Linked DNA regions of Homo sapiens: regions 2, 3, 4, 5 and 6 are each linked to region 1. Evidence: chromatin loops called from intact Hi-C (ENCODE). Cell type or tissue: OCI-LY7. All regions are shown on one strand. Links, peaks and the distances in the headings refer to the core of each region. The heading gives the core; the rest is flanking DNA. Region 1 has its middle 120 kb from the start of MOXD1. Region 2 overlaps STX7 (syntaxin 7). Region 3 overlaps MOXD1 (monooxygenase DBH like 1). Region 4 overlaps CCN2-AS1 (CCN2 antisense RNA 1). Region 5 has its middle 10 kb from the start of TAAR1. Region 6 holds the start of VNN2 (vanin 2).

Region 1 (5,300 bases), core at 140-5,139:
TAAAGAATTAAACCTTTGAGAGATATTTGGTTTGGAACAGAAAGCACCTGAAGATATTGTGTCTTGATCCAAATAACTTTTCAGCCTCTAGGATTTCCCCCGAACTCTTATTGGCATAATGGTTCATGCTGTCGGAGAAGAAATGTTGAAGATGGTGCAGTAGTGTCTGACTTGTGGGCTTCAGTGTCCAGACAAGAGAGCATCCTAGCAGAGACCCAAGAACATGGATCTAATGCTCAGATGGAACAGAGTCTAAATCCTCACTGAGTATTCTTTATTATTTTGGAGGAAGGAATAAAGAGAAATTTTCTAATCTCACTAAACTTCAGTGTTCTCATCTACAACATTAAAAATAATTGTACCTACCTCATAGGATGGTTATATAGTATAGTAAATGTCATGTAAATTAACCTCAATAAAGTCTGTCTCCTAGTTATTATCACAATGTATTAGTCTGTTCTCATGCTGCTAATAAAGACATACCCAAGACTGGGCAACTTATAAAGGAAAGAGGTTTAATGGACTCACACTTCCACATGGCTGGGGAGGCCTCACAATCATGGTGGAAGGCAAGGAGGAGCAAAGCCACGTCTTACGTGGCAGTAGGAAAAAGCTTGTGCAGGGGAACTCCCATTTATAAAACCATCAGAACTCATGAGACTTATTCATCACCATGAGAACAGTATGGGGGAAACTGCCCCCATGATTCAGTTATCTCCACCTGGCCCTGCCCTTGACACATGTGAATTATTACAATTCAAGGTGAGATTTGGGTGGGGACACAGCCAAACCCTATTGCATTATATCATTAGAATCTTTGTTATTATTATTCCAGATTCTCTGCCTGACTGGTATGTGACCTTTCACATCATACACTTGTATGTCTGGAAATTCCTTACAGACTTTTCAGGGTTGAAAGAGAAAATGGACGTGAAAAGTGTGGCCTTGGAAAACACTCACTGGGTAGAACTCCATTCCTTCCCCTGGCTTGCAGGACAGCCAATGTATTTCATTTTTTACTGTGCCTCATTGCTTCTTATATGGAGACATTGCTTTGACCAGACTATAAATCTTGAAAAACAGATTGAATATTTCCTCCCCTTGCTCTACCGTTCTCTAAGTACCTGGAATATGCTGAGCTTATAGGAGAGTATCAGATTCACTGCATGAAAGGAATAATGGAAAGTCAGGTATTAAACCTGACCAGTGTGGGAGAAAGTTTCAAACTACCATCTTTCTAGAACCTTCAAATTAAAACCAAAGAGAAAAACACATTAAGAAACTCTTGTCTGGCTTTGTGTCCCAGAAACAGGCACCATCTGTTCTGTGGAAAAGGGCAAATTTAACTCTTGGCATGCTTTATTCTTTCTGAATTAAAGTATTCTTTTTTGGGGGGCGGGGGGTGGCCTGTGGGGAGACAGTCTTGCTTTGTCACCCAGGTTGGAGTGCAGTGGCACAATCTCAGCTCACTGCAACCGCTGTCTCCCAGGTTCAAGTAATTCTCCTGCATCAGCCTCCCAAGTAGCTGGGACTACAGGCGTGCACCACTGTGCTCGGCTAATTTTTTGAATTTTTTTGGTAGAAACTGGGCACCATGTTGGCCAGGCTGGTCTCCAACTCCTGACCTCAGTTGATCCACCCAGCTCAGACTCCCAAACTTCCGGGATTACAGGTGTGAGACACCATGCATGGCCCTAAGTTAAATTATTCTTATGTGAGGTGTGCCTTAAATTCAACCTCAGAGTCCTCAACTTGAGGAAGCAAAATCCTATGGGTAATTTTTAACTGTTATTTTTAATTGGCATATAATAATTTTACATATTTATAGAGTATAGCGTGATATTTTGATACATGTATACAATGTGTAATGATAAAAATCAGGGTAATTAGCACTCCATCCCCTCAAATATTTATCATTTCTTTGTGTTGGGAACATTCAAAACCCTCTCTTCTAGCAATTTCCTATGTGTATTTTGTCTTGCAGAATCTGATCCTCCCAGAATTGGTCTGCCAGTTTCCAGGTCCTAAATAGCTCCCAGAACACTGCAGAATGGCTAACAGCAGTCCCCTAGTGTAGAAGTCAATGTCACCTACTTTGTTCTGAAGATTGTGTACTAAGGTAATTAAATGAAAAAGGAAACTTCTCATCTCTGGATGTCTTATGATCTCAAAATTCTACCTTATATAACTATTCAGAAGGCAGGAATAAGCGTCATAGGATGGCCATAACATGCAAACAATTTTATATTAGTTACATTTTCATTTATACTCTCTTTATTGTAAAAGTTGAGAAAATAACAAAATTAGCCATAGAAGTATATCTCCTTTGGGGAAAACTAAATTAACATGTAGTTTATTATTAGATAAATTCACTTTGTTGAACAATCTGATTCATTTTTTAAAAAATAAAATATAGTAGGTAGTTGTCTGCTTCTTTAGTCAGTAGTCAGTGCATTCCTGGAAAACAAGGGCTTTACCTTCTAGTGTAATAAACTTCCTTTAAGCATACTTAAAATATAGAAATTAATGTGCGCAGCTTTCATTGCCTAACCCATCTATTTCATGAGAAGGACCATATCTGAATTCTTGAAGACAGATAATATAATGCGAAGCTTCCTATTTATTTAAAAAATCAATGGTGCCAATGTGTTTCCATTATGCCAGACACTTGCCAAGCATTCAGTTTCTTGAGACTGAAAATTTTAATTTAGCAGCGTTTCTTACAAATGGACATGAATAATGAATTTGGGTGCATTTTATTGTTTGTTTAGTTGTTTCAGTTTGAAGTGAATAGAAATATGTGGCCATGTCACTTTTTTCAATATATTCCACGAATGTACACAAGACACTGTGAAGGAAACACTGTTTGGGTCCAAAAGCAATACTTCCTAACAAATTTCCTTTAAAAAGCTGTAGTAAGATAACATTTCTTGTCTTTATTATGTAATAATAATAGTAAATCCCATTAGTATTGCATTTGAGATTCCTATGCAGATCTTCAAATGTCCACCCAACCATATGGCAATATTGAAGTCCTTCTTTTAAGTCTTACTTTGGGTTGTTTTAGGAAAGAATTTACGACTCTCTTTGCAAAGTGCCAGATCTACCAGAAGAGGGCACTGTGCTCCTAATTCACTCCGAAAGAAGCAAACATTCTCACTTTGAGAAACAGCTCTGTGTCCTGTCTTATCCCAGAAGATTCCAGGGGCTGAAAAAGGAATGTTTACACCAAGCATCTATTGCATTTGGATGGAGATGAAACGGGGAAGTCGTAATGAGTTCAATAGTTCCAAAGGCAAGAAAACAAAGGTGACAACTATTTACTGGTTTGTCACCACTTCGAGTCATTTTTCGTCCATGCCACACGGTGGCGCCTCTTCATCAATTATAGCTGCGCTGCCGCAGGGAACCCGCAGACAACTTCGGTCCCAAAACCTGGAGTTGACAATCAGCACTGTCACTTTGAAAGTATATATATATATATATTTTACATAAGCAGAAGCTTTATGGAGAAATTTTGTAACAGCTTAGTTTTCTTTTTTTCCCTCTACTTATAAAAATTTTCTTCTTTTAGAGAATGTTTTCCTGTTAGAGATGATCAAGTGTTGGTTCAACGAAACAGAGAGCTATTTTCTTTGTATCTGGGGGATTTTCACCGGTCCCTGAGCAGAGTCTCCATTCAATGTAGAGAATTCTCAGCTGCACCTTGTCACTTGTTTCCACTACTAGGTTAAAATTCTCTCAGCAAAACTAAAGGAAAGCTTTATTTTAAGCAATCCATCCATAACAATCCACCTGTCCAAGCCATGAAAAAGATAAATTTTTAAGGAATATAATTGTATTACTCATGTTGCAGTTAGGTTTTCAATTATGAAGAGCTTAGCTGGATAATTTTCTAACTCATAATACTGGCTCTCAATTTGCATTTTGACTTGTACAGTCTCGTGAGCTTGAGACATTTCTGGGCTGTACTGCAGAAACTGGAGCCGCGGTCTCTCTTTGTCACATTAGAGTGCTGCACTTTCTAGAAAGACAAAAGAAGAGAGCAGCCTGGGCGTCAGTGGGCTTATGTAAGGAATGCATACTGATACGATGTCACAATAAAACTACTGATGAGGGCTGGGCGCGGTGGCTCATGACTGTAATCCCAGCGCTTTGGGAGGCCCAGGTGGGTGGATCACCTGACATCAAGAGTTCAAGACCAGCCTGGGCAACATGGCAAAACCCTGTCTCTACTAAAAATGCAGAAATTAGCCAGGCATGGTGGCATGCCCCTGTAATCCCAGCTACTTGGGAGGCTGAGGCAGGAGAATCACTTGAACCCGGGAGGCGGAGGTTGCAGTGAGCCGAGATTATGCCACTGCACTCCAGCCTGGACAACAAGAGTGAAACTCCATCTCAAAAACAAACAAACAAACAAACAAACAAAACAGACTACTGATGAGTATCTTTTTTTTTTTTTTGAGACGGAGTCTCACTCTGTTGCCCAGGCTGGAGTGCAGTGGTGCGATCTTGGCTCACTGCAAGCTCTGCCTCCTGGGTTCACGCCATTCTCCTGCCTCAGCCTCCCAAGTAACTGGGACTGCAGGTGCCTGCCACCATGCCCGGCTGATGAGTATCTTTAAAAACCCACCACATTGGTTAGTTAATCATTTGGGAATGCTCTAGGTTCATCCTCTACTCTCATGCTTCAATGGGTATGAGGTGGGGACTGGGAATATTTATTTTTACAAAATACGCCAGGTAATTCTCCCTCACTTCCAGGTTTTGGGGTCACTGAAATGGAAAATACGGTAAAAGAACAGATGAGAGATAAGAAGAACTTGAGTTAAACCTCTAACAGTGAGTATGGCAGGAAGCATTTAAGACACAGGGACAGATAGATTGTGAGGACTGGATAAATGAATGAAATCTATGATAATTCCAAGTTTATGGCTATGTGAATGAGAACACTGTGGTGCCAATTCACTAAAGCAGGAAATAGATAAGAACAAAGAATTATAGAGTAAGATGAGTTCTGTTGGGGATATAATACATTTGAAATGAATGCATAACTCCAAGTTGCTATGTCTAGTCCAGTTTGGAGGCCAGGAATTATCAAGATACAAATAATGTTGAACCCTCAGGAGAAAATGAAATGCTGAAGAGCACTGACATTTAAGCCTGGAAGCTGCTGAATTGCAAAAAACATATTTATGGCCAGCTCAGAATTGTTTAAGTTAAAAAATATATTGAAGCCTCTACTTGAGACTTGTATTCTCCCATTTGGCTAAGGATTCCTTTATTTCAAATTTTCTTAA
Region 2 (5,300 bases), core at 225-5,224, 210 kb after region 1:
TAAGAAATAGGACATTTCAGTTTGGAGATTCAAACCTCTAATATCATACTCAGACCTACACTGAAATGATCAGAATACCTATTAGTCACCCTAACTAGAAGGCAAATTTCTTGAAGGCAAGGCCTAAGTTTTATTCATTTTGGTTTTTCCAGAATTTATCATATTGTTGACCCTCAATGAATAGTTTTATGAGTGAACCATAAAAAGAATACTGGGAAGATCAAAACGTACGTAAGAAATAATATATATTTCTAAAACATACAGCATAAATAAATGGAGAGTTAAGAAAGGTAGTTATGCCCATTTATTATTCATTCATTGATTCACTCGACAAACATTTACTGGGCATCTGCTACGTACCAGGCACAGCGAGAGGGCTTCTGAACGTGAACATTAATTTGGTTGCATTCCTTTAAATTGAGCAGGTCTACACTTGAGGATCAATTAAAGGCATCATCTGATCAGGTGATAAAGGGCTTATAGGAACATAAATCTGAAACTACTAAATCAAATTTGGAAAAAATATTATACGGTATTAGTTCAATCCTATTTTATAAACAAAGAAGTTGAGAACCAGACAGAATAACTTGTTCCAAAAACTATAGCTATTTAGTACAAGAGCTAGGGTTAGAATGTAGATTTCTTGGTTTTCAAAAAACTTTTTTCAATGTGCTAAAAGGACTGAAAGTAAAAGATGTTAAAACACATTATTTCATAATCCAGGTGTGTGACAGTTGACAAAGCAAACAAAGAAAAAATAAGTGTGTCTAGATTGAAGAAGTAATTTGAAGGAGTTGAATTGAGATGTTAGATGTTTCCAGCAGTGCTCAAAGTAAGTTTAGGTCTGGCAGTGGATCACAAGGATCCTTCTTCCCAGCTGAAAGTGATCAAGGAAGAAACGCCTGCTCTTTCTCTGGGTTTTATGAACTGCCAAGATTCCACAGACTTGATTTTATATACTACTAGCATTAGCCTCCTACACCAGGGTCAACAAATTATGGCCCGTAGAGCCTGAAACCTGGTTTTGTACAGACTTCCAAGCTAAGAACTGTTGCTACAGTTTTAAAGGGTTAACAAAAAAGAAAAAAAAAAAGAAAATGAAAGAAAGTCTAAAAGAATCTGCCCTTTACAGGGAAAGTTGGCCAGTCTTTGTCCTCAGTTATTAAAAATTACTAAAACCTTGTATTTAAAAACTCAACTTGGCATGTTATTTGAATGTACTGTCATCCTTCACTATCCCTAGAGGATTGGTTCCATGCCTCCCTCCATCCACCTCCCAAAGACAACAAAATCTGCAGATGCTCAAGTTTCTAATATAAAATGGCATAGTATTTGCATATAACCTATGCACATCCTCCTGGAAATCACCTCTACACAACTTACAATACCTAATATATAATAAATGCTATGTAAATTGTTATAGTGTACTGTGTTTTATTTTTAAAATTTTTCTGAATATTTTTGTTCCATGGTTAGTTGAATCCATGCAGAATCCATGGAAAAGGAGGGCCTACTGCAGTCACTGCATTAAGTCTATCTAGTAAAATATTTAACAATGTCACAAAATTTCCATTGAACATGCATGTACACTGAGTTGAAGTTCTTTGATTCTCAGAATATGCTATTCACCCATCATAGGTGCTGGCTTGAGTACCTCATTTTCATCTGCTGCTCTTATACTAATTTAGAAACAAAACACTTTTTCATTGTTTTGGATGAGCATTTTTATAGCATATTTGCTGCAAAAATATTGTTAGCACTCTATCATGTTATTACTCTCTGGTTTTTGGCCATCTCCTAAGTTCTTCCCCTTCTAGAAGGTATGGATAGTAGGATATGTGGTTCACAGGATCTTCTGCGACACCCCAATTGACCATGTTCAAAAATGCTTGAGAAAAATAAGCTTAGAGAAAGGGAGATAAGAGGTTTCTAGTCAGATGACAAGCAGTATGGTGATCTGGAAAAATAAATAATCCTCCTACTTTCTCCCAAGTCCAGTCTGTAGGATTTCACTTCATTATCTAGCCTTAGGTGCTATGAATTTATAGGACAGTCATCTTCTATTTTGATTGGCATAGGTCCAATTAAAGAAAAAAACTCATGAAACAAGCCGCAGTCTTTCCAACCATAAAAAGAATTAAGAATAAACAGTTTCTTGAAGAAAAGTTCATCTAATGCATACAGGTAGGATTAAATCAACATGTGTCTCTACGAGAATACAAAGAAAAAATTATTTTTGCATTATCTACAATTTTGAACTATCTGTACCACTACTCACTTCCACAGACGTGACTTCAAAGAGTATGTTACATTTTTCATAACAGAAAAATAATACCATTTCCTACACATCCGAAAAAGATGCACTACTGGGTCATCAAAAACAAAACAGTGTCCCGTTTCTGGCTCTTCTACAGCAATGAAGATCCATTCTGTTCCACGTGGGTCTGCTGCCATCTAGTGGATTATTTAAGAAAAAAGCTTTACAGTAAAGAATAGTTTGTCATAAAATTGTAGGCTGAATTTGGTATCAGGGGCTATTAATACATAATGTTACCACCCGTCAGACTTCACCAGCAAATGGATGCTGTCTGACAAATGAGACTGGCCAGGCTGTGGCGGCATGGCAGATCAACCTAACACACACACAGAGTACCTTTAAAGAACTGTCTCCAAATAACTAAGAATAGCTATCTTCTCTTTTAGCAGAAAACATCTGTTTTCAACGTAAAATAACCAACTTGTAACAGCCAAACATAGAAAAAAAAATAATGGTTAGTAAAATCCCTGGACAGGTGATTTTGAGATTCCAACACAGACTCAGCCACATCACACTGAGGAAGAAGTACAATTGAAGGCTGACCAGCAAGTAGAGTTGGAGCCAGACAGCCTGATATCTCACTTCTTCCTGGCTGCTGACCCTGGGCAATTTACCTAATGTCTCCAAGCTATAATTGCTTCAACAGTGAGAAAGCACCTATTTCTCAGCTGTCATAAACTTTAACCGAGAACAATATAGGTAGGCACCGTGTACTGGATATAGTAAGCGCTCAACAGAGTCTGTTGTTCTCTTGAAGGTCAGAAATGAATAATAGGAATATTCTTATTAACGTTTTTTATTTAAATGCCACTTTATTGAGGTACAACTGACAAAGCGCATAAACTATAGTTTTACAAGTTTGGACATATGTGTACATCTGTAAAACCATCATCACACTTAAGACAGTTATTAGATTCTTCACCCTCAAAAGTTTCCTTGTTGTAGTTTGCAATTTCCTCCCTCCTGCATATCTGTTCCTTCCCCCCTCCATCACCAAGCAATCACTAATATGCTTTCTGTTGCTTTCTGTATTTTGCATTTTCTAAAGTTTTATATAAATGTAATCACAGAGTATTTATTCGTTTTTGAAAAAGGATGGTGTCTGGCTTAAGTTAGCCTAATTATTTTATGATTCATCCATGCTGTGTATATCAATAGTGCATTCCTTTTATTGCTGAGTATTCCACTGTATGATACAACACTATTGATGGACATTTGTGTTGTTTCCCGTTTTTGTCCATTACAAATAAAGCTCCTATAAGTATATGCCCTACAAGTCTTTGTATGGGCATATATTTAATTTTTGTGTGTGGATAAATAGAAGTAGAACGGCTGGATAGTATGACAGGTGTTACATTTAGCTTTCTTAAATCAGTCAAACTATTTTACAAAGTGATGCCACTTTACACTTCCACCTGCAGTGTATGAAAACTTCTGTTCCTCTACATCCTCTCCAGCACTTGGTATGCTCCGTCTTTTAAATTTTGCCAAATAGGTTAATAGTGGTATCCGTGCTTTTAATTTGTATTTTCCTAATAACTAATGATGTTGAACATCTTTTTATGTCCTATTTGTCATCTGTATATCTTCTTTGTTGAAGTGTCTGTTCAAATAACAATATTGTCTTCTGATCCATGATCAAGGTATATCTTCCCAATTATATAAGCTTTCTTTAATTTCAGCAATATTTTGTACTGTTCAGTGTTCAAGTGTTTCACTTATATTGCCTTCTAAGTATTTCATAATGTTTGATGTTATTGTAAATGCCAGCTTTTTAAATTTCAAATTTTTATTTTGATTGCTCATTGCCAGTATAGAGAAATACAATTTATTTTTGTACATTGATCAGATACTTACTAAATTGACTTTTTTATTCTAGCAGGCTTTTTTAAATTGTAGATTCCATCAGATTTTCTACATAGACATTTATGTCTGTGAATACAAATGGTTTTAATTCTTTTTTTCCTAATGTGAAGTCCTTTTATTTGTTTATATTATCCATCTGCACTAGATGGATCCTCTAGTACAATTCTGAATAGAAGTGGTGAGGGCAAGACATCCCTGTCTTGTTCCTGATCTTATAAAGGAAAGCATTCTGTCTTTCACCATTAAGTGTGACACTCTGTAAGTTTTCATAGATGATCTTTTGTCAGGTTAAAGAGCTCACTTCTACTCCTAGTTTACTGAGAATTTTTGTTAGGAATGGAAGTAGAATTTGTCAAATGCTTTTTCTGCATCTATTGAGATGATTATATAGGTTTTCTTTTTAAGTTTGTTAACATAATGAACAATATTTATTGCTCTTTCAGTATTAAACCAACCCTGAATTCCTGGGATATACTCCACTTGTTACATCCTTTTAAAATATTGGTGATTTGATTAGTTAAATTTTGTTTAAATTTTCTGCATTTATGTCATGAGATGAAATGGATGTGTAGTGTTTTTTTCTGGGTTTTTTTTTTTTTTTTTTGAGACAGAGTCTTGCTCTGTCATGCCCAGCCTGGAGTGCAGTGGCGTGACCTCAGCTTACTGGAACCTCCTGCTGCCAGTTCAAGCGATTCTCCTGCCTCAGTCTCCCAAGTAGCTGGGATTACAGGTGCCCGCCACCATGCCCAGCTAATTTTTTGTACTTTTAGTAGAGACAGAGTTTCACCATATTGGCCAGGCTTGTCTTGAACTCCCGACATCAGGTGATTCGCCAGCCTCAGCCTCCCAAAGTGCTGGGATTACAGGCATGAACCACTGCACCCAGCCTAGTAGTGTTCTCTTCTTTTACTGTCTTTATCTGGTTTCAATATAAGGATTATGCTGACCTGCTAAAACGAATTCTTCAATTTTTTGGAACAGTTTGTGTACAATTAGTTAAATATTTGATAGATTACATTAGTGAAGATATTTGAGTCTGGTTCTTTGTGAGAAGGTTTTAAGTTGTAATTTCAATTTCTTGATATAGAGCTAGGCAGGTTACTGACTTCTTTTTGAG
Region 3 (5,300 bases), core at 50-5,049, 110 kb after region 1:
CAGTGAATATTCAGTAAATGAACATTCCAACATTCTGAGTACTTTCCTGAAACAGTCATATGACAGCCACAGACAATTTCCATGCTTTGTGACATGAAGGCCCACATTTATACACCTACAAAATGAGAGTAATAAGATATTGACCTCACAGGACTATCACGAGAATTGCATGAGAACACACTGTAAGGACTTATCACAAGGTATGGCATATGATGAATGAAAAATCATAAAAATCATATTATGGAAATGTGTCAGTGTGCCATTTATAGTGGAATAAAAGCAGTAAGAGAAATGCCATGATTTCATTTTATCAATTTGTTTAAAATGTATCTGATTATACATGTTCTTTCACTATTTAGGAGGAAAATTAACATATGTTTTTATGTAAGCTACAGTTTGCTTTCAGGAGAAGAAGAGTACCAAACTGGGACTCAGAGGAATAAATCCAGGCTGCTGATCTGTATGGCCCAATACGCCATTTAATAGTTACCTAAGGTTTAGTTTTCTCACCTGAAACATTGAGGGGAGAGGCAAGGAAGAGTAGGAGGTTTGAGGGGAATCAACCGAAATATGAGCTCTTAAGAGGCAGCGAGTAAATATGCAAAAATCAATATTTAGCTCATAAAAGAAAGAATGGCGTCAAGATTTTCTCACAATGTTTGGCTAAATTAGATGAATAAGATAGACCTTCATAATAAATTAAATCTGATCTATACATTATTTGTATGATACTCAGATATACAATCCCTAGCTTACAGTTAATAAAAATTATCCATTTGAAATTATTTTTGCAGACATTTTTGCGTATATGCTATATGGTGTCCTTATGAACAGCTTTTTTTTTCTACTGAAATTTAACAAGTTAAAAAGAAATAGATTTAGAAGAAGCTTCCTGGAGAAATGTTTTTCCTGTTTAAAAGTTCTTTACCAGTTTTTTTTAAGTTACAATAAAAAGCATTGTGAGTCATCCATACGCAGTTTTTTTGTATTACGTATGGATCAAATACTTCCAGAAACATGACAATGTGTAATGAATTCATCCCCTTCACCAGTAACTTTATTTTAATATGGCTCTATTACAAATGAAAAATCAATAAACCACCATTCAGTTTCTTTGAAGTAGACTCTTGCCTCTCCTTCCAACACTCTAGAAATATGCCATTGGTTGCCTAAAGCCTTGAACTTCGTTTGTCAATTCAGGTGCATTGTTTCCTTGGCTGTTAGGTCTGCCTGTTTCCTCAGGCTAATTATGAAATCATCTGCTCCGCCAGGAAGAAGCACACAGCTGAAGAGCATCATCCTGTGTTCCAGCATTACTGTGGAGCATGTGTCCTTATTACTAATGCACAAAGCACGACACTTGGAGAAGTCTCTTCGTTGCCTGGAAATTGGGGGGCATAATCTGAAGACTTATAAATATCTCTTAACAAAGCACCAGCTGAGCTGTGTCAGGGTTGCACACTCTCTTCATCTCTCCCTTACAGCCTTTCAATTTGCTTTCCAAACATTTCTTTGTCGCCGTTGGCTGGGGTGTGCTTAAAAGAAGCACATCGTTAACCACAAAGAATGCTCACTGTTTTCTGTGATTTCAAATCAGTTCCAAGCACTTCCTCAGCAAGTGGCCCGGCAGCAATTACCCTGCTGCTGAAGACACTTCGCATCACAGGCCTCAGTTTTTGAGACAAGCAAGCAAGGCTGTAAGAAATGATAACATATGTTTCAGCCTCCATTCACCAGCGATTTATACCCCCATAAGAAGGGTGAATCAATTTTCATGCAAATTCAACAGGCATATTCAACAACGTTGCTCTCTTCTCTAATTCACACAAACTCAGCATTCATCGGCTGCATTACTTGCCTCAAATGGGCACTCACAGTTGCTAAATGATTCGGGCGGGGGTGGAGTTGCTCTGTGTCAAAAAGGGGCAAAGAACAAGGAAAGGACATGAATCCATCAGGGCAATGAGAGCTGAACTGATTCACTGAGACAAAATAGTGAGGTTTTGAAAAGCCAGTGCAAAAGGAGATGGCTTCCCACCTCACCCTGACACTTCTGTGAAAGATGGTGTAGAAACTGACCTCGGCAGCATTCAAGGGAAATGTTTCCACAAGCATGAGCTGCTCCAGAACAATTTATCCAATAGATTATGTTGAGATAGGCTTCACTTTACAACCACATTTCTCTCTTTTCTTTCCCATCTTGATCATACCTGTTAATATCCTCTTTGCGGAAATATCTCCAGAAGGAGTCAAAAAGGTTAAAATGGGCAGCGCAAATTTCCATATGCCAGGTCCCTGGATATAGTTTTAAAGGGCCTGTGGCCTTAAGTAAAATCTGATTTCTTAACTCCACAGGTCTGCAGGTAAATGTCACACTGCCCTCTGGAGGTAGTCTCATTGGATCTAACCCTGAATTAATGATTGCCAGCTACTGAAAAATATATGGTTGCTGAATTTCAGAAGTCTTTTTCTAGGGTGGAGAGGGTATAGAATAGGAGGACAGTTGAAAAATTACCAACTGCTTCCAACTCCTTGTGAGTGGAGTGAGTGTGTGTGTGTGTGTGTCAGACAGAGAAGGGGGTGGGAAAAGGAAAGGAGAATAAGTAAAGATTGCCCCCAATTTCAGTAGTGCCAACAGAGAAAGGATGCATGTAGACAGGAAGCTTCAAGATGGCTGACTAAATGCATCTGGTACTCACCTTTTCCAGAGAGAGGAGCTAAAATAGCAATTAGATAATCACATTTTGAATAGATCATCTGAGAGAGAATACTGGAATTCAACAGAGAAGTGATGGGAAGCACTGAAAGCAAGGAAGGAGAGGGAAGCAAGGAAGCCAGCTTAGCTGGGATCAGCTGGGAGCCCGGAGAGGCTCCTTAATGTGAGGAAAGGGTAAGTGAGAGACACCAAGTGGTCCACATTCCTGCCACAGAATTCTACAATGCTAGCCATAGGAGAGCCCCTGGACTCTCATGGGCCCTGAGACTCACAGAGAACTGCCTAGAGATCACATAATGGCATTGTTCTAGACAGGGAGCTCATGCTGAGTCCTACAAACCCCCAAGTCCTAAGCAGCTGCAGCACTGTGCCATTATGAAAGCCCCGCCCCTGCCAGAATGTGTTCTGCCTGGGGGCCCAAGAGCCCCTGCACCTCCATATCCCTGGAGCCCAACTGACACTCATCACCCACAGACACCACTGTTGGGCTGAGGCAGGAGCCACTGGAAGTGACCTTGCCACCCCAACAAAAAGGCAGCTATACATTTTCATGTGCCATCTGCAGGACTGAGGACCAGCTTGCCCAGTTCATCATGGACATCACCAACACCAGCACTGACCACTTGGGTTCCAGAAAGTTGTCCCACCACAGCTACTGCCATTGCCACAGCATACCTGCTACCCAGAAGCATGATAACCTGCCCATCCTCCTGACCCACCATGATATTCCCAGCACCTGGAGAGGCTAATGCTCAACCCACTGCTGCCACCACTGAGGCCCAAAGACTGGCCCACCTAATGTCCTAGTTCCCAGCAAAACTTCACCACAACCTCCACTAATAATCACACCCTAAACCACTGAGGAAATCACAGACACCACTGACACTGTTTACAGCTGGAAAAATTACACAGAGACTATACAACCACCCACACCTAGAGTCAAGGCCAAAGTGCCCTACCCAGCCAACACCGTAGATAAATCTTCAAGAAATGTCATCCCCTATGAAAGCAAATTCAAAAAACTGGAGCAACTGTTATATCAGATGCACAAATGATCAATGTAAGGACACAAGAAGCATGAAAAAATAAGGAAATATGGTATCTCCAAAGGCACACCATAATTATCCAGCAACAGATTCTCATCAAAAAGAAATTTAAGAAATACCCCCCAAAAAAGAATTCAAAATATTGATTTTAAAGAAGCTCAGTAAGACACAACAGAATACTGAAAAATAATGCAAAGAAACCAGAAAAGCAATTCAGGAAATAAATGAGAAATTTACCAAAGAGATAGATGTCATAAAAAAAGAGACCAAACAGAAATTCTACAACTGAAGAATTCATTGAATTAAATAAAAAATACATTCTAAAGTTTCAACAACAGACTAGATGAAGCAAAAGAATCTCAGAACTTGAAGAGAGGTATTTTGAAATAACTCAGACAAAAATAAATTAAAAGGATAAAAAAAGAATGAGCAAAGCCTATATAACATCATAAAGTGACCAAGTATTTGAATTTAGGATCTGAGAAGGTGAAGAGAAAATGAAGGAGTTAGAAAACCTATTTAACAAAACAATAGATAAAAACTTCCCAAGTCTTGCAAAAAACTTTAGATATCCAGAAACAAGAGGCTCAAAGTTCTCCATATAGATACAATTCAAAAAGTTCTTCTGCTCAGCACATTATAGTCAAAATATCAGAGGTGAAAGACACAGAGAAAACTCAAAAAAGCAAGAGAAAAGCATCAAGTCACTTATAAAGGTACGTCTGTCAGACTAGACTAACAGCAGAAACCTTATAGACTAGGAAAGAATGGGCTGATATATTCAAGATGCTGAAAGGAAAAAAAACTGCCAACCAAGGATACCATACCCAGAAAAGTTATTCTTTATAAAATGAAAGAGAAATGAAGTCTTTCCCAGACAAGCAAAAGCTGAGGGAATTTATCACCACTAGACCAGATCTATAAGAAATGCCAAGGGAGTCCTACACCCAAAAGTGAAAGAACAATATCTAATATCATTAAAACACATGAAATATAAAAACTACTAGAGCAAACATACAAAGAAGGAAAAGACTAGAAGGTTACCACTACAGAAAAACCACAAAACCACAATAATAAAAAATAAGAGAGTAAGAAAGGAACAGAGGATACACAAAACAACTAGAAATCAGTTAATAAAATAAGAAGAATAAGCTCTCACATATCAATAATAACCCGGAATGTAAACAAATTAAAACTTTCACTTAAAAATACAGACTGGCTGAATGGGTTAAAAAACATGACCTGACTATACACTGCTTACCATACTCATCTCACCTGTAAAGCCATATACTAACTGAAATTAAAGGATGGGAAAAGAACTTCCATGCAAACAAAAATCAAAAGTGAGCATGAGTGGCTATGCTTATATCAGGTGAAACATACCTTAAGTATAAAACACTAAAAAGTGACAAAGAATGTCATTATGTAATAATAAAGGGATCAACTCAGCAAGAGCTGCATATATATTTAGAAATACAACAATTCTAAATACATATGCACTCAACACCAAAACACCCAGATCTATAAAGCAATTATTA
Region 4 (5,300 bases), core at 188-5,187, 360 kb before region 1:
TGTTTGTTGCAGCACTGTTTACAATAGCTAAGATTTGAGAGCAACCTAAGTGTCCATCAACAGATGAATGGATAAAGAAAATATGGTACAGATACATGAGGGAATACTATTTAGCCATAAAAAAGAATGAGATCCAGTTGTTTGAAACAACATGAATGAAACTGGAGATCATTATATTATATGAAATAAGTCAGGCACAGAAAGACAAACATTGCATGTTTTCATTTATTTGTGGGATCTAAAAATCAAAACAATTGAACTAATGAACATAGAGAGTAGAAGAATGGCTAGCAGAGGCTGGGAATGGTAGTGGGGGGCTGGCGGGGAGGTGGAGATGGTTAATGGGTACAAAAAATAGAAAGAATGAATAAGACCTACTATATGATAGCATAATAGGGTAACTATAGTCAATAATAACTTAATTGTATGTTTTAAAATAGCTTAAAGAGTGTAATTGGATGATTTGTAACTCAATAGATAAATGCTTAAGGGGATGGATAACCCATTCTCCATTCTGCACTTAGTTACCATTGAATGCCTGTACCAAAACATCTCATGTACCTCATCAATATATACACCTACTATGTACCCATAAAAATTAAAAATCAGGTGAGCGCCTTCTATGTGTCAAGAACAGTCACAGGTGCTGGTGAGGGCAGGGAGGGAAGACAAATAGATAAATATGTGTGTCGATTTTTTTTTTCTTTTTAGTGCTTTGGGTAAAGTAAATTGTTTTCATTTGTCTGAGAAGATTGACAAAGAAAGAGAGAAAAATAAACACACTTTTCTAATAGGAAGAGAACACTAAATATGACAATGAAGCTTTCCCATGGAGCCTGGACATGGCCTCAGAACATTCTCAACACAGAGCTCAGGAGAGCCACTAGCAGTCATTTCCACTTGCATGGAGTGGAGACCTATTCCTTATCCCATCCCCATCCCTAACTGATGTTCTGCTCCTCCTTTCTGTTAACTTGTGGGTTGTGGTCTATTATTCTTGCTTTTGTATCCCAACATTCTCTCATGGATGATCATTTTAAATTATGTTTTGTAATTTTGAATTGCGAACTCATCTTAGACTTCATCTGTAGAAATCCTCTACAACCTGACTTGGAACTATGCCCCTCTGAAGAGGTTTCCAGTTTGCTTCAGTCAGATACCCGAGATATTTGTATATTGGGACTAACTATTAATCTCCTGGCTTGGGGGTTCTCAGACCATATAGGTAGTACTGTTTCAAACCTCAAGGAGTTTTATGGGAAGACTCACAGATATAAATGGTGAGGAAAATTGTTTTCCTATCCAAACAGATCAAACTGTTTCTCCTTGTGCTAGTGAGTGGATTTTTTCTAACCCACCCCTTCAATGAAGTTTTGGTTCAGTAAGTGTTCTGGCTTTATTGGGGGATGGTCATGGGGTGATGGTTGTAGTTTCAGCTTCATCAGCTGGGTTCAGCGTTTTACATTCTGTGCTCATATGGGTGCTAAAACTGCAGACTTTTGGTTACTGGGACTGGAAACTCTCCTCCCTTCCAAGGTGGCCTCCGTGTTATTTGGCACTCATAGTTTTAAATTTATTATTATTTGAAGGCCCTGTAGAATTCCTCTTTTTTCTTGAGAGCTCAACAATGCATTTAAAATAATGTTGGCTATATTTTACCCACAATTTCTAGGTTTGTAGTGGGAGAATGTTCAGTTTATCTACAGCTCAGAAACATAAATCCATCTAGCAAATTCTTAACACCTGAGGTTATTCATTCAAGTAGTCCTTAGCACCCATAGATATATTTAACAACAGAGTAGGACCAGTGACAGCTGCTCCTTCTCTCATTATTGGAGCCCTTTACAGATCTAGATACAGAAGACTGAGTCCTGCTTGACTCTCCCACAGCAGAAACAAATATTATATTACACACATGACCCATATTACTGATTTTTAATATACAAATCTGGTCACAATTTTTCTGTGTAATTTAAAAAAATCCAGATGCCTGGATTTTATTCTTTATGCAAGAATCCAGTGTCTCTCTTTTGAGGTCTTACTTTCTCCCCCAAATTATTGAAGAATTCCTCAGGATTATTCAATATAAAGGGAGTTGGTCCTCTTCCAAGCCCCAGACAGAGAGCATTGGAGTCAGCTGTCCCTCAGTGCAGCTATCTAAGTCATTGCCACAAGGTGTCGCTGTTGGACATGGGTCTTGCTAGGTTCAGAGGCCAGTTTGCAACTGCAATTTCATCCGTGCTGGTACTCTCATTTGTAAAATAAGGTTACAGTCTTCAGTTCACTCCAGGTTTTTAGCAATTGTATTCTGAAGCTATGGGAGAGTAGCTGGTCCTGAGGGCCTTTTTAGCCTTAGCTAATGGTGTGCCAAACCACTTCTTTCTCACTTAGGTTTTCCTGCTCTCTTGCATTGCATTAGTGTTTAGACTGCATATAAAGAATATTATGCTTCCACATTATTTTGATTTCTCACTTAATACTGATAAAGTATTAACTCTCATGGATACAGTGCCCTGCTATCTCATAATTTTTTGATCCTCAAAACTCACTCTGTGCAGGCAGCACCGAACCCCAGAGAGAGGCAATGACCTTCCCAGGGGATTTCTACAAATTAATAGAAAAACTGGAACTCCACTGCCCACTGCAGCACCACCATGTCTTTCGGACAGTACCTCTTGCCACATGGTAAGCAGTTTGAGGTAAAAATCAAATATCTTCTATACAGCTGCACATACCCTTGCTCCTCTAAGTGGAATTCACCTCACTCATGGTCTGCTCTGAATCCTAGCAGTTGCAAACACAACACCAGTGGTTCTCAAATGTAGTGCTGGGACCAGGAGTATCAGCATCACCAGGAAATTTGTTAGAAATGCAAATTTTCAGATCCCACCTCAGACCTACAGAGTCAAAAACTCTGAGGATGGAGACCACCAATCTTTGTTTTAACAAATCCTATGCCAAGGATTCTGATGACTTGGGAAGCCCTGTCATAAAACAATATTTCATCTATTAGGTGCTCCAGATACAGTGCTTATGGATATAAAGTTTTAAAGGCCTACAAAAATGTTTGTAAAGTTTTGTCTCCAAATCACAAAAGAAAATTACTAAAGTGTAAATCAAGACTAATGGACTGACAACAGTGGCTCGCATCTATAATCCCAGCACTTTGGGAGGCTGAGGCTTGAGGATTGCTTGAGGCCAGGAGTTTGAGACCAGTCCAGGGCAACATAGCAAGACCCTGTCTCAACCAAAAAAAAAAAAAAAAATTAGCCAGGCATGATGGTATGTGACTGTAGTCCTAGCTAGTTCAGAGGCTGAGGCAGGAGGATAGCTTAAGCCCAGAAATTTGGTGCTGTGGTGACCTATGATCATGCTATTGCACTCCAGTCTGGGTGGCAGGATGAGACCTTTCTCCCTAAAACAAACAAAAAATAAATATTTTATTAACTATCTAAACCATAACAGAATAATATGTCAAATTATTCAGCTAATCTGAATTCTTAGAATTATCTATGTATATAATATGTTTAAAGCCTCCAAAAGGGACTTGTTTTGTCATTTGGTTCTTAAATGTAGAGATTCAACTACTCATATGGCATCTCTGCAGCTGAAGGTTAAAAATCTGGGAATGACAGTTGTCAATTTCTAGAGACGTCTTCAGATGGCCACACGATGTCAGTGTAATACAAAAGAAAGAGCAAATGACTCTATTGCAGTGGACTTCCATTGCAATGTCTTTTGAAACAAAATCATTAGGGGCAAGCGAAATGAGGGGGAAAAAAACCCAAACTGTATATAATCCTATTAGTCTTTTATGGCAGGGTGTCATGTTTTATTTTTATTTTCTTCCTATCTCTGCTCTTTTACCTGTGTGTTCTCCAGTGTAGCTGGGTTAGATGTTTAAGTAACATAAAGGGGAAAAGAAAAGAGAAAGAATTTTACTTAGCACTTATATATGAGCTACTATGTACCTAGCACAAAATAAATGCTTCAAAGGATCCAATGAATGAAATACTAAATGTTGATATTTACGTTGACATACAGTGCATTTATTACTGCTTCCTTTTAAGATGGGGAAAGGTTTAGGAAGGTTAAATTACATTCTAAGATCACACAACTGGTAAATGTGAATCCAGGATTTAAATGCAGGTTGTTGAAACACTAGAAACCTCTAATTTTTTCCCAAAACCATGTTGCATCTCTGAGAAGTAGTGTTGATGATGAATATTGTCTCTAGACAATTTTTAGTGTGCAAGGAGTATTGGTGCCATTAACTATTCCTTTGGGATCTGAAAACTTGTGAAATAATTTAGCCTTTTTGTGCCAGTATATTCAATATATCAAATACAGTATATTTCCATCTAAGAATAATTATTCTTTAAGTATGAGGAGTACAGATTTGCTATAGTTGAGCTGAAATTCAAAAGTTGACATTTAAGGAAAAATTTTCTTATTAGAGAATCTATTTTGAGACTTTATTACTCCCTGTTCTCTTACAAGACTTTAAGTACAGCAAGTCTCATCAATCTGTTTTGTATTGGTTGCTTAGAGGCAGTCTGTGGGTGCTGTATGGTTTGTCAACTATATAGTCACCTCCTAAAAATGGTATTATTGCTTGAGCATAAGCCTGAATGACAGAATAGCCCACAAAAGCTATTGACAGATGATTGTCTCTTATTGTTACTACAACTAGGGCAGATGTAATATGAAAAGTTTAGCTCTTAAATACTCCTTTCATCCAAGTCTGTACTTAGATTCTTGGAAACACATCTCATTGCATGGTCCAGGGCTCCCCTACCTGCTACCTCTCTGCTCTGCCCTCAGTATTTTAGGAGGTGTTCTAATTAAGGAATGGAGGTCCAACACAAATAATTTGCTCAGCAGTAAGTTCATGCTGGCAAATAAGGATCTCTCATTCATTTTAGTCTTTGCAAGGTTGTAGATGATTATCTATTGCTATGGCAAGATGTTCTTGACATATTGAGAAGTGGAAAAAATGGTTATCAAATAGTTTGTACAGTATTTAACCATTAAAATTATATTTATTGAACAATTTAAATGGATATACACACCAACATGTAATAGTGTAGTACTGTTCAATAGGAATGCATGAGTCAGGCTGGGCGTGGTGGCTCATGCCTGTAATCCCAGCACTTGGGGAGGCCAAGACAGGCAGATCACCTGAGGTCAAGAGTTCAAGACCAGCCTGGCCAACATGGTGAAACTCCATCTCTACTAAAAACACAAAATAAATTAGCTGGGTGTGGTGGCAGGCACCTGTAATCCCAGCTACTCAGGAG
Region 5 (5,300 bases), core at 171-5,170, 390 kb after region 1:
TATTAACAGATATTTTAGCTCAAGTTAGCTTATGACAACAGAGTTTATGGGTAACAAAGTATTAATATAAGAAGAAGAGTTTGGGAGCTTGGTGCACTTTTTATTTTTGAATCAGTCTCAGGAGATTAAGGAGTTTGGTGCCCTATAAGTGAAGAGGTTGGTTCCATTACGGGGACTGAATATCAACTAAGGTGTACTTAAAATGCTCTGACTGTTAAAGAGGTACTGAAAGCAGGTGCACAGGCCGGTGTGTAACTGGCACAAATATTGACTGTTTTCCATCATAATAGAAGAAAAGTAGCAAAATCAGCCAGCACTATTAAAAAATCAAATCCTTTCAGGTGATGATAAATTGTGAAATGCATAACCAAGGAGTAAAATGTTTACTTTTATATTTATAGGGGTTTTGTTTATTACACAAACTAAGAATCAGCAATTTCTAGAAAATAAATATCTTAAGCTTTGTAGGCCACAGATCTGTGGCAGCTACTCAACTTTGCCATTGTAATATGAACGAAGTCATAGTCAATAGTAAATGAGTGAGTGCAGTTGTGTTCCAAAAAAACATTATGTACAACAAATAGTTTACTGACCCCTGATATAGACTATAGAAGAGATACTATGAGAACTTCCTACCATTAATCAAAGCAAGAAGATGGGAATTCAAAGCCATTTTCCTGGTAAGATTCTTCTGTCCATTCCACTAAAAATACAAAAGATAACTAAAGTAAAAATATAATTTGCAATATTAAAAAAATCAGTTGACTGAGGCAAAAATAAGGAAAAGGATATCAGTCTTTACAATTGCATTAGATGCTTACATTTAAGCTTAGCTATTTTCTGCTGGCATAAAAAGAAAACAGTCTTATCTCCACAAAACACTGTATATAAACTTCTTTATAAGCTTACCCGGGATGTAATTGGTTATTTCTTGGAAACTGTTCCAGAAGTGTTTCAGGCTTCAGAATTCTGTTATGAGGGTCCTTCCTCTTTCCTGTTCATCCCTCAATTTTTTACAGTAAAGTTAGTGAAGATTTTGTCTGACCTCCTTCCACCTCCCCTTTCTTCAGATGCTCTCTTCTTTTCATTTGAGAGTCCATCTTTTCAGGAATACAGTTGTCAGGGGCCCCAACTTTTCAGCAGCAAAATGAATATGACCATGGCTAGAGATGTTCACCATTAAAAGTACACAGGCAAATCATAAGGTCTTCCATACATAAAGAAATGTCTCCACATGTGGAATTTGGGGCTGGCAGGAGAAAGGTCTTGATACAAACAATGTGGCTTAAATCCCCTGAAATCACATTGGCATAGACCTGGCTTTGTCCAGAACTGAGTGCTTCCTGGCATGGGACGTGGGATATGGTCAGTTGTGCAGTTCTATTCCTATTGTGTATAAAGATGATCCAACAGAACTATCATGGCTTTCTAAAAAGTATTCTGTAAGCAGATAAATTCCCTTTACTCTGATTTTAAAATAATTTTTAGCAAGTAATTTATAAGTAATATTAGGTTTCCCAAGCAGTTTTATATCATGAAGGTACTGCTGTTCTGAAATAAGTATATCCGACTGGCTTAGTAGTAAGCAATCAATCACTTACGGAGTGCTTACTGGATATCTGGTCCTGTATTGCATTTTCAAATTTAATCCTCTTGCCAATACCAAGAGTCTGGAAACATTAATCCCATTTTTGTTAAAGAGACTGATGCTCAAGGAAGCTAAGGAATTTGGTGATTATACACAGGCCTATCTCCAAAGTTCTATCTCCTTGTGCTGCTATTTTATTTCTCCCATGTGTGTAAATGACTAGACTCATTCTGGTTTAGAAATCATCTTTGGTGAGTTCTGTTAAAAGTGGCTCAGTCTCACTCCTGTAATCCCAGCACTTTGGGAGGCCGAGGCGGGCAGATCACGGGGTCAAGAGATCAAGACCATCCTGGCCAACATGGTGAAACCCGGTCTCTACTGAAAATACAAAAATTAGCTGGGTGTGGTGGTGCATGCCTGTAGTCCCAGCTACTCAGGAGGCTGAGGCAGGGAGAGTCGTTTGAACATGGGAGGCGGAGGTTGCAGTGAGCCGAGATCTCACCACTACATTCCAGTCTGGGTGACAGAGCAAGACTCTGCCTGAAAAAAAAAAATGGCTCAGTTTCCAATAGTCTGATCATATCTGATGGAATTTAGAGAAATGATTTTCTGAACTTAAAGTATTGAGAACCAGAACTGAAATAGATTCCCTATGTAAGACAACTTTATATCACTCTATTCCTGACTACAAAGGGTAGTAAATAATATATTTCCTTAAAGATTAAGCTACAATGCAGTTCAGCATTAATAATTATTATGATAACTAGAGAGTGTATAAATACAGAACATGACAATAATGTCTTCTACTAACATTGCAAAAGATATGAAGCCATTTCTGGGTTAGGAATCAAACAGCAACTGAATTGGTTCACTGTGTAGAGAACTTCATGTAGATCCCTACATTTTAGATAAAATATTATAACGGGGCACGTCTATCTAAATATCTTAGCACATCAAGAGCATTTACATAAAAATATCTTAGTATATTTGGAATATTTCTGTATAAAAGGTTTATCACAGCCCCTGGAACTCAGTAGAAGCTCAGTAAATAATAGTTAAGGAAGCTAATAATAATATGGAGGTTAAAAAGCAAAGTGGTCCTCCAAAAATTGTGTTCAGTTCAGAGCCCTGAGGACAGACCAATTGTTAGCAGGTCTCATTCATCTCCCAAAACTCCTTTCAGAAAACAAGATGACTGATAAATAAACTCATCGTGATACCACCTACTCTGAATTATTGCAGAGTGGAGCGTTAGAGGATTGTCTATATATCCATTCGTTGGCCACCAGAAATGGAGGAGCATGTCAACAAGCCACTCAACTTATACATTTCAGGAAGAGTATTTTCTCATTCTGAACCATCCCTAAGAAACTACACCTTGAATGCTAATTTCTAATTGAACTTTGAATCTCTTACCCAGATATTATATTTACATGTACCTATAGAGGGCAGCCTTCTACAAATTTTTGTAAGACGTGGATTTTTATCCTTCCTCCTCTAGAAAGGAGTGACCCAGCATGAAACAACCTTTACCATTGCTTGGGAGAAACTAGAACAATTTACAATAGCGGATTTCCCACCATGTGTTATTCAGACCCTTGTTGTGCATCTTGGGAACTCTTGACGGCAGAGCCTGAACATACTGGGTGTGCAGGTGCAGCCTAAGCTTGGCAATTGTCAGTAATAAGAAAGTAACAAGTAACAAAGAAGAAGAATAAGCAAAAGGAAGAGAAGGAAGAGGGGAGGAAGGAAGAGGAGGGGAAAAGGAGAGGAGGAGGAGGGAGAGGAAACATGGAAAGAGAATGAGGAAGAGGAAGAGAAGGAGAAAAAGAAGGAAGGAAGGGGAGGAGGAAGAGCTTTGACTAACCCTGTACTAGTCTCTAGGCTGAGGGAATTACATGAAATCCCACGTTTATTCTCATAGCACCTCTAAATAATAGACGTTGTTTTTAACCATTACTTTACCAAAAAAAAAAAAAAAAAAAAGAGGAACTGAAAATTAAATCAGTTGCTACTAAGAAGCAGCTGTGGAATTTGATCCCAGATTTGTCTGAATCGGGTTCTAGCTCCTAACCACTACCAAGAATTTGCAAATAAAAATTAAATTAGGCTAGGTGCAGTGGCTTACACTTGTAATCCCTTCACTTTGGGAGGCCAAGTCCAGTGGATCGCTGGAGCCCAGGAGTTTGAGACCAGCCTAGGCAACATGGTGAAACCCTATCTCTACAAAAAAATACAAAAATTAGCTGTGTGTGGTGGTGTATGCCTATAGTCCCAGTTAGTTGGGAGGCTAAGGTGGGAGGATCACTTGAGCCCAAAAGGTCGAGGCTGCAGTGAGTCGTGTTCATACCACTGCACTCCAGCCTGGGTGACAGAGTCAGAACCTGTCTCAAAAAAAAAAAAAAAAATTAATTTAAATTAAAGAGTTTCCCATCTCTTTAGCTGATTTCTCCCACAGATCCTTAAAATACCTGGAGAGGGAAACTACATGAGGCTACTACATGAATGAGAACTTTACTTAACACCTGTCTATGAATGAATGGGTAGACTATTATTAATTAAATGCTAGGCAGATGAAACAACACAGTAACATTAATTTCAAATCATTTTCAAAATGGTGTTTGTAATTGTCTTAATCTATAAAAATAGTATAACATTTTATCAGCAGTTTCTGAAGATAACTTTCACATATTTATTTCCAGTAAAATTAAATTACAGGTGTGTATTTTAGGAAGTTATTGTCAGGCTATCAGATTTTATTTTCTTACCACAGTGCTTTTGTAATTGATCTCCACAACAACTAGTTTTCCAGTACTAGCTAGGTACACATGACAGCAGGCTTTTCAATTAATTTTTACTCATATTGAGATAACAAACCCTCTGTTAGTTCTATTTAATGGAGCAAAACAAAATTTTACCAAAAACAGGAAGAAAAAAAGTCAACTGGTTCAAAACCAGTTTCATTTAATCAACATCATAATCTAATAAAACAGAATTTCTAATTCTAATATTTTTAATATCTCCAAAGTTTATCCAGTCAACATGTCTAGAATGCATCTTGTCCAAATATTAACTATTTATCAGATAATCTACTACCATAGTGACACCTGGGCCCTATTTGCTTTGCCAGGAGTCCAAAGTTTCCAGAAAGTGTGGATGATTAAATAGCTTTTCATGCTGATAAGCACCTTTGCTGTATTTCTATAGCTGGACCACCAAACAGAACTAATTTCAAAATAGCAAGATTAAAAGAGCTCACTCTTCTGTTAACGTATTTTCATTGATCCCTTTAAATTTATTTTCCAAGCCAGAAAAATTCTCTTTCTTTATGTTGCCAGTCTTCTCCTAATGTCCCAAGAAAAATTCTTATTCTCCACACCACATCAACAGATATGATTAATTATGATCATTGTTCCACATATATAAGTTTAAATATTAATTGTGTACTTTCACCTTAACCCTCACACTGCATTGTATCAAGGTCTGTGCTATTAAAGCTACAAGATTGACTTTGAGGAATGTGGCATATCTCTCTTAGAAAGGTAAGGATGCAATATAAATTTGGCTTTAATAATTGTTAAGCAACAAATCAATATCCAAAACTTAAACGGGCTTGACATTTAAGTCAAGCACATAAGAACATTGAGTTCTTAAAGAAGCACAGGGTAGCATTCAGGTAGTTGCTAGTAAGAAAATACTAGCAACATAAAGT
Region 6 (5,300 bases), core at 159-5,158, 480 kb after region 1:
ACAGCCTGGGCAATGTAGTGAGACTCTGTTTCCAAAAAAATATTTAAAAATTAGCATGGTGGCACATGCCTACAGTCTCAGCTACTTGGGAGGCTGAGGCAGGAGGATCACTAGAGCCCAGGAGTTTGAGGTTAACAGTGAGCCATGATGGCTCCACTGCACTCCAGCCTGGGCAACAGTGAGACCCTGTCTCTAAAAAAATATAAAATTATTGAAACAGTGCCCAGATTATAGTCACCTTAGTATCTTTTTTTATGTTAAAATTATTTGTTTTATATGTGCAAAAAGTTTATCTCAATCCTGGACCATCATGCTACTTTTTTTTTTTTTTAACAGTTCTCTGCCTACATGTTTTTCTGAGTAGTTTTTTACAACGTGTCATTTTCTTTTTTCTTTTTCTTTTTTTTCTTTTTTTTTTTTTGAGAGTCTCCCTCTGTCACCCAGGCTGGAGTGCAGTGACACAATCTCGGCTCACTGCAGCCTCCACCTCCTGGGTTCAAGCAAGTCTCCTGCTTCAGCTCCCACATAGCTGGGACTACAGGCATGTGCCATCACGCCCCGCTAATTTTTGTATTTTTTAGTAGAGACGGGGTTTCACAATGTTGGCCAGACTGGTCTCAAATTCCTGGCCTCAAGTGATCCACCTGCCTCAGCCTCCCAAAGTGCTGGGCTTACAGGCATAAGCCTCCACGCCCAGCCAAAAGTGTCATTTTCTTTATTGCCCACTTTCAAAAAACAAAAAACAAAACAAAACAAAAAAACCCTCTAGTAATATTGTATCATATAGGGAATGAAATTCAAACTCCTAAACCCAGCATTGACCACTCACAACACGCTCCATTTTACACGTCCGTCACTCTCTCTTACCTTATGGTAACGTGCCACGAGTTTTCCTTCTGTATTATACACCACATTGGTATTGTATTGAAAGTAGCCATTAGGAGGACATGTGGAGTCACGGGAATTACATGGCTTTTTGTCCCCCAAATTTGCCAAGACATAGATAGAGTTGTCCTTGGCCAGGCAGCTGAGTCTTGCTTGTACTGGTGTGTGACCAAATCTAAACCAAATTATAATTAAGAAATTTCAATTTTAAAAAAATATTTTAGTCACTTTATATGGAAACGATAGCAACTGTAACCACTTAAGTGGAACTTAAGTTAATACAAAAACTATGCCTAAAAATATCATACTTTAAAAGCCACAGATGATTATACACTTGATGAATGCTTCCCACACGGTATCTATTGCTCCAGAAATTCATTATTCGGTCTCCTGCCTCATCAAGGGTCTCCTCTCTACTGAAACATCCCATCAGCAATGAAATATCCTCTAGTACCTCCCATCTTTAAAAAATAAAATTAAAACCTCTTTTGACCTTTCCAAACATGCCCTTCCAAATATTGCTTTAATCCTCATCTCTCTCTTAAAGCAAAACTCCTCAAAAGATCAGTCCCTCTTGCTGTTGCCAGTTCCTCCTCTCCCATTCCCTTTCAGAGCACTCCAACTTGTATCTCTATCACCCAAACTCTTACTAATGCCAGCAGTGACCCCCACATTTTACCTGATCTCATCTTAACTTTTCAACAGCAGTTGGCACAGTTAATTACACCTCCTTCTGGAAACACCTCACTTCTCTATTGGACCCACCCTCTCATTTTCCTATTTATTGGTTGCTCTTCTTCGACTCTTCTGCTGATTCCTCGTTTTCTTCCGAGTCTAAACACTAGAATTTCCTAGTGCTCAAGCCTTATACCTAAACTCTTCTCTAACTCACTCCACAGGTGAACTCATCATGGTGTTTAACACCATCTATATGCTGACATTTGATTTTCTATCTCCAGATATAATTTTGTCTTTTCATGCCAGACTTGTCCATGCAACTGCCACGTTGACACCTCCAGGATGACAGTAGGACCCAGATTTTTAATATATATTAGAAGGTTTCTAGATAACCTTTTCCCAGGAAAATTAGATTTGTGAGCCTAGGAAAATGCAGTTTCAAAGCATAAGGTCTTATGATTCACTTGAAAATACATGGTGAAGTCTTTCTGCCTAAGAAGCAACTCTGGAATGGAGAGACTCTATAACATTGAAAGGGTGTCCCTTCAGCAGAGGCTTTGGAATGTATTCCTAACACAATCCACTGTCTACTTCAGAAATTAAGTTACTACTTGTATCTATGAGATCTCTTCCCTTAGTTTTTCTTGCAGGAATACCCTATTTACACATTTTCTCAAAATTTAATAAAGATTTTCAATCACAAAAGATTGTTAAATAGTATCTAAGTACAATTTTTTAAAATCTGACAAATGTTGAGATAAATATAACCATAACATATACCACATATATGGTAATTCAAGAGCAATCATTTTGCTTTGGTGAACGTGCGCATTTTAGAGAGTTACTTTTGCACAAAAGACTAAGATAGTTAAAATACCTGTGGGGGTCTTGACACGGAATCCAGTTCACCTGAGGGTCTGGGATATCCTCCAGATAAGGGAAAACAGTTTCCCTGGTAAATTTCCATCCATAAAGTGCATCTTCTGGAGTCACAATGATTCGAGCACCCTGTTCAAAACAAGCAAAATAAAAATGATTTTTCCATGTACAACACAGACAATTCAGCTCTCTCGTCTTCCACCAGCTCCCATGCCCCTCGTGTACATTATGATTAACAGAAATAAGAGAATACCTGCTCAGCTGCCTGCTTGATCGCTGTCTCCAGAATGTCTATATTCTCGTTCATGAGATTCAAGGCATCCTCCTGAGAAACTGGTGTTTCTGTTTTATTTGGCAAAATGACAGCATGTTCATACACTGCAGCTATAAAACTGTCCTGAGTACCAACCTGCAGGGTTATTAGGGCAAAAACTGCCACAGAGATTGGAAAAGAGGAAGTGACCATGGCCAAGGTTTAGTGATTTCTGAAAGCAAAAATAACATTCATGTAGTATTTACAGAGGGGAGAATGTTTGCATAACATGTGGCTGCCAGTTACTGGCCTTTTACTTTATCATCATTTTTCTTCTTCTTCTTCTTCTTCTTCTTCTTCTTCTTCTTCTTTTTTTTTTTTTTTTTTTTTTTTGAGGCGGAGTTTGCTCTGTCACCCAGGCTGGAATGCAGTGGCGCAAGCTCAGCTCACTACAACTTCCACCTCCCAGGTTCAAGCGATTGTCCTTCTTCAGTCTCTGAAACAGCTAGGACTACAGGTGCGCGCCACCACGTCCAGCTAATTTTTGTATTTTTAGTAGAGATGGGGTTTCACAATATTGGCCAGGCTGGTCTCAAACTCCTGATCTTGTGATCCATCCACCTCAGCCTCTCAAAGTGCTGGGATTACAGGCGTGAGCCACTGCACTTGGCCTACTTTATAATCTTAAGAACGCAATATATCTGACCACTTTTAAAGAAAGAAAAGTTGCAGTCCATTTAAGACAATCAGAAAGTATTACAGGGATTGAACAGCATGTACTATTAGTACTAAGATTTAATATTGAATTTCCAAAAGACACCCGAATTCAAATATAGAACAATTCCAGCTTTTGTTAATAGAAACTCATAACTAACTCTCGTGTAAAAAAATCACATCCCAACAAATATCTCATTTATTAAATTTAAAAATTGACAACAATTTTTTTGGTTCTGTTGAGTCACTTACATTGTGTTTATTTTTAGACGGGGGGGAAAATATTAAATACTTACTACTAAGAAAATGTAACACAGGACAATATTGATAACAAAATTTACCCAAATCTACACTCTGACTTACTTATTGCTATTAAGGACTGAAAACATGTGCTCCAGAAAAGCAGGATTTTGTGTCTGGTTTGTTCACTGCTGTATAGTTAGTGCCTACAGCAACAATACCCCGAGGCACCTAGGCCAGAGGAGGAATCTCAGCTCAGGGGCCCCAGGCCTCAGGATACTCCGCTTCTTTCCTTCTTTCTCTCTTTCACCCTTCCCTCCCCATCCTCCCCCTACTTCTCCTTCTCCTCCTACTCCTTCTCCTCCTTCTTTTTCCTCCCTCCCCACCCCCTGCTTTGGAGGAAGATGCCAGGGAAGGGGAAGAGTCCAGGATTGGTGATAAAGATCATCTGTGTTGTAATAAGGAGAAGATGTAACTTACATTTTTGTTAGCAGCAAATAACAACAATGAGTTTAAAAACAATGCTAACAGGCCAGGTGCAGTGGCTCATGCCTGTAATCCTAGCACTTTGGGAGGCCGAGGCAGGCAGATCACCTGAGGTCAGGAGTTCAAGACCAGCCTGGCCAACATAGTGGAACCCCCCATCTCTACCAAAAACACAAAAAGTAGCTGGTCGTGGTGGTGGGCGCCTGTAATCCCAGCTACTCGGGAGGCTGAGGCAGGAGAATCGCTGGAACCCAGGAGGCAGAGGCTGCAGTGAGCTGAGATCACACCATTGCGCTCCAGGCTGGGCGACAGAGCGAAACTCCGTCTCAAAAAAAAAAAAAAAAAAAAAAACAATAATAACAACAAATACAGGATGTGATCTCAGATGCCTTCTTAGGACATTCATATTCTCCCTTCCCCAGGCCCAATCCTGCCAAATAAAGGATTTGTTTTATTTTTATCCAGCCCTTTGGTAAAAGTCACGGAAATGCTTTTAGACAGCATAGAAGAGTAGGTACGATTAAACAAAGTTTATTCTGTGCTTTCCTTCTTACTGAGATAAATGTTTTGTTAAGAATGGGGCCTAGGGGCTATAAATAAGATCTGCTCATATTTTCTGCTTTGAATAGAAGTTTCTATTAAAGGAATAACTTTTCTTATCTCTATAGAGCAGAAAACTAAAAATAATTCAGGAAAAATGGTCAAGCCCTTTTGTGGAAAATGTAAAGGGATAGATATTTTTATGAATTTTTAGCAGATTGTATAATAGACTGTTAGTATATAACCATACTATCTAGTGTATAATTAGTAAATTAGCATAGGTGATTGGTATATAATAGATTATGAGTGCTGTTAGAGTTTAGAAATCATGTAACCCAAATGCCCACTTATTACAGGATAGGAATCTGAGGCATAGAGAGCTAGAGCGACAGAGCAGGATGTTCGCTTCTCATTCCTGATTCCAGAGTCTTTCCTTTATACCTAAAACAGCACATGTGTCTGTGCTCTCTTTTAATGTCTGCAACTGAGTGTCTGAACACTCGTGTCTTTTGGGGTTTTTTTGTTTTTTGTTTTTTTGTTTTGAGACAGAGTCTTGCTCTATTGCTCAGGCTGGAGTGCAGTGGTATGATCATGGCTCACTTCAGCCTCCACCTCCCAGGCTCAA

The links. Peaks named below come from ENCODE experiments on the same cell type or tissue, not always from the same donor. Only the 100,000 strongest peaks of a DNase experiment are listed, where the experiment ranks them.
Region 2: it touches region 1 in a loop (5-fold over the local background); 97 of 110 quality-filtered maps call a loop at or near these places.
Region 3: it touches region 1 in a loop (7-fold over the local background); 8 of 110 quality-filtered maps call a loop at or near these places.
Region 4: a loop joins it to region 1, with 5 times the contacts of the local background. A loop is called at or near these places in 23 of 110 quality-filtered maps.
Region 5: a loop joins it to region 1, with 4 times the contacts of the local background. A loop is called at or near these places in 2 of 110 quality-filtered maps.
Region 6: a loop joins it to region 1, with 2.4 times the contacts of the local background. A loop is called at or near these places in 2 of 110 quality-filtered maps.

What each region holds. Positions count from the first base shown.
Region 1 is chr6:132,276,583-132,281,882 of GRCh38, forward strand. No RefSeq gene overlaps it. Among named protein-coding and RNA genes, the nearest start is that of MOXD1, 120 kb to the right of the region's middle. In OCI-LY7, for the core only: CTCF peaks have their summits at 3,213 and 3,426; DNase peaks (open chromatin) are centred at 3,119 and 3,379; H3K4me3 peaks cover 371 bases; H3K27ac peaks cover 283 bases.
Region 2 is chr6:132,481,896-132,487,195 of GRCh38, forward strand. The region is part of intron 2 of STX7 (syntaxin 7); the gene reads right to left. Among named protein-coding and RNA genes, the nearest start is that of STX7, 29 kb to the right of the region's middle. In OCI-LY7, for the core only: CTCF peaks have their summits at 2,451 (motif pointing left) and 2,656; DNase peaks (open chromatin) are centred at 2,446 and 2,936; H3K4me3 peaks cover 2,114 bases; H3K27ac peaks cover 2,954 bases.
Region 3 is chr6:132,390,605-132,395,904 of GRCh38, forward strand. The region is part of intron 1 of MOXD1 (monooxygenase DBH like 1); the gene reads right to left. Among named protein-coding and RNA genes, the nearest start is that of MOXD1, 8.2 kb to the right of the region's middle. In OCI-LY7, for the core only: a CTCF peak has its summit at 2,384 (motif pointing left); a DNase peak (open chromatin) is centred at 2,387.
Region 4 is chr6:131,921,386-131,926,685 of GRCh38, forward strand. All of the region lies in intron 2 of CCN2-AS1 (CCN2 antisense RNA 1), which reads left to right. Among named protein-coding and RNA genes, the nearest start is that of CCN2-AS1, 22 kb to the left of the region's middle. In OCI-LY7, for the core only: CTCF peaks have their summits at 2,174 (motif pointing right), 2,389, 3,669 (motif pointing right) and 3,874; DNase peaks (open chromatin) are centred at 2,196 and 3,666.
Region 5 is chr6:132,666,780-132,672,079 of GRCh38, forward strand. No RefSeq gene overlaps it. Among named protein-coding and RNA genes, the nearest start is that of TAAR1, 10 kb to the left of the region's middle. In OCI-LY7, for the core only: CTCF peaks have their summits at 3,044 (motif pointing right) and 3,276; a DNase peak (open chromatin) is centred at 3,062; H3K4me3 peaks cover 449 bases.
Region 6 is chr6:132,754,976-132,760,275 of GRCh38, forward strand. VNN2 (vanin 2) reads right to left here and starts at 2,929. Exons shown (of 7, transcript NM_004665.6): 1 at 2,696-2,929; 2 at 2,441-2,571; 3 at 868-1,060. The coding sequence starts at 2,908. RefSeq lists an enhancer at 5,276-5,300. In OCI-LY7, for the core only: no CTCF peak of the experiment used is centred there; a DNase peak (open chromatin) is centred at 2,876; H3K4me3 peaks cover 4,046 bases; H3K27ac peaks cover 3,920 bases.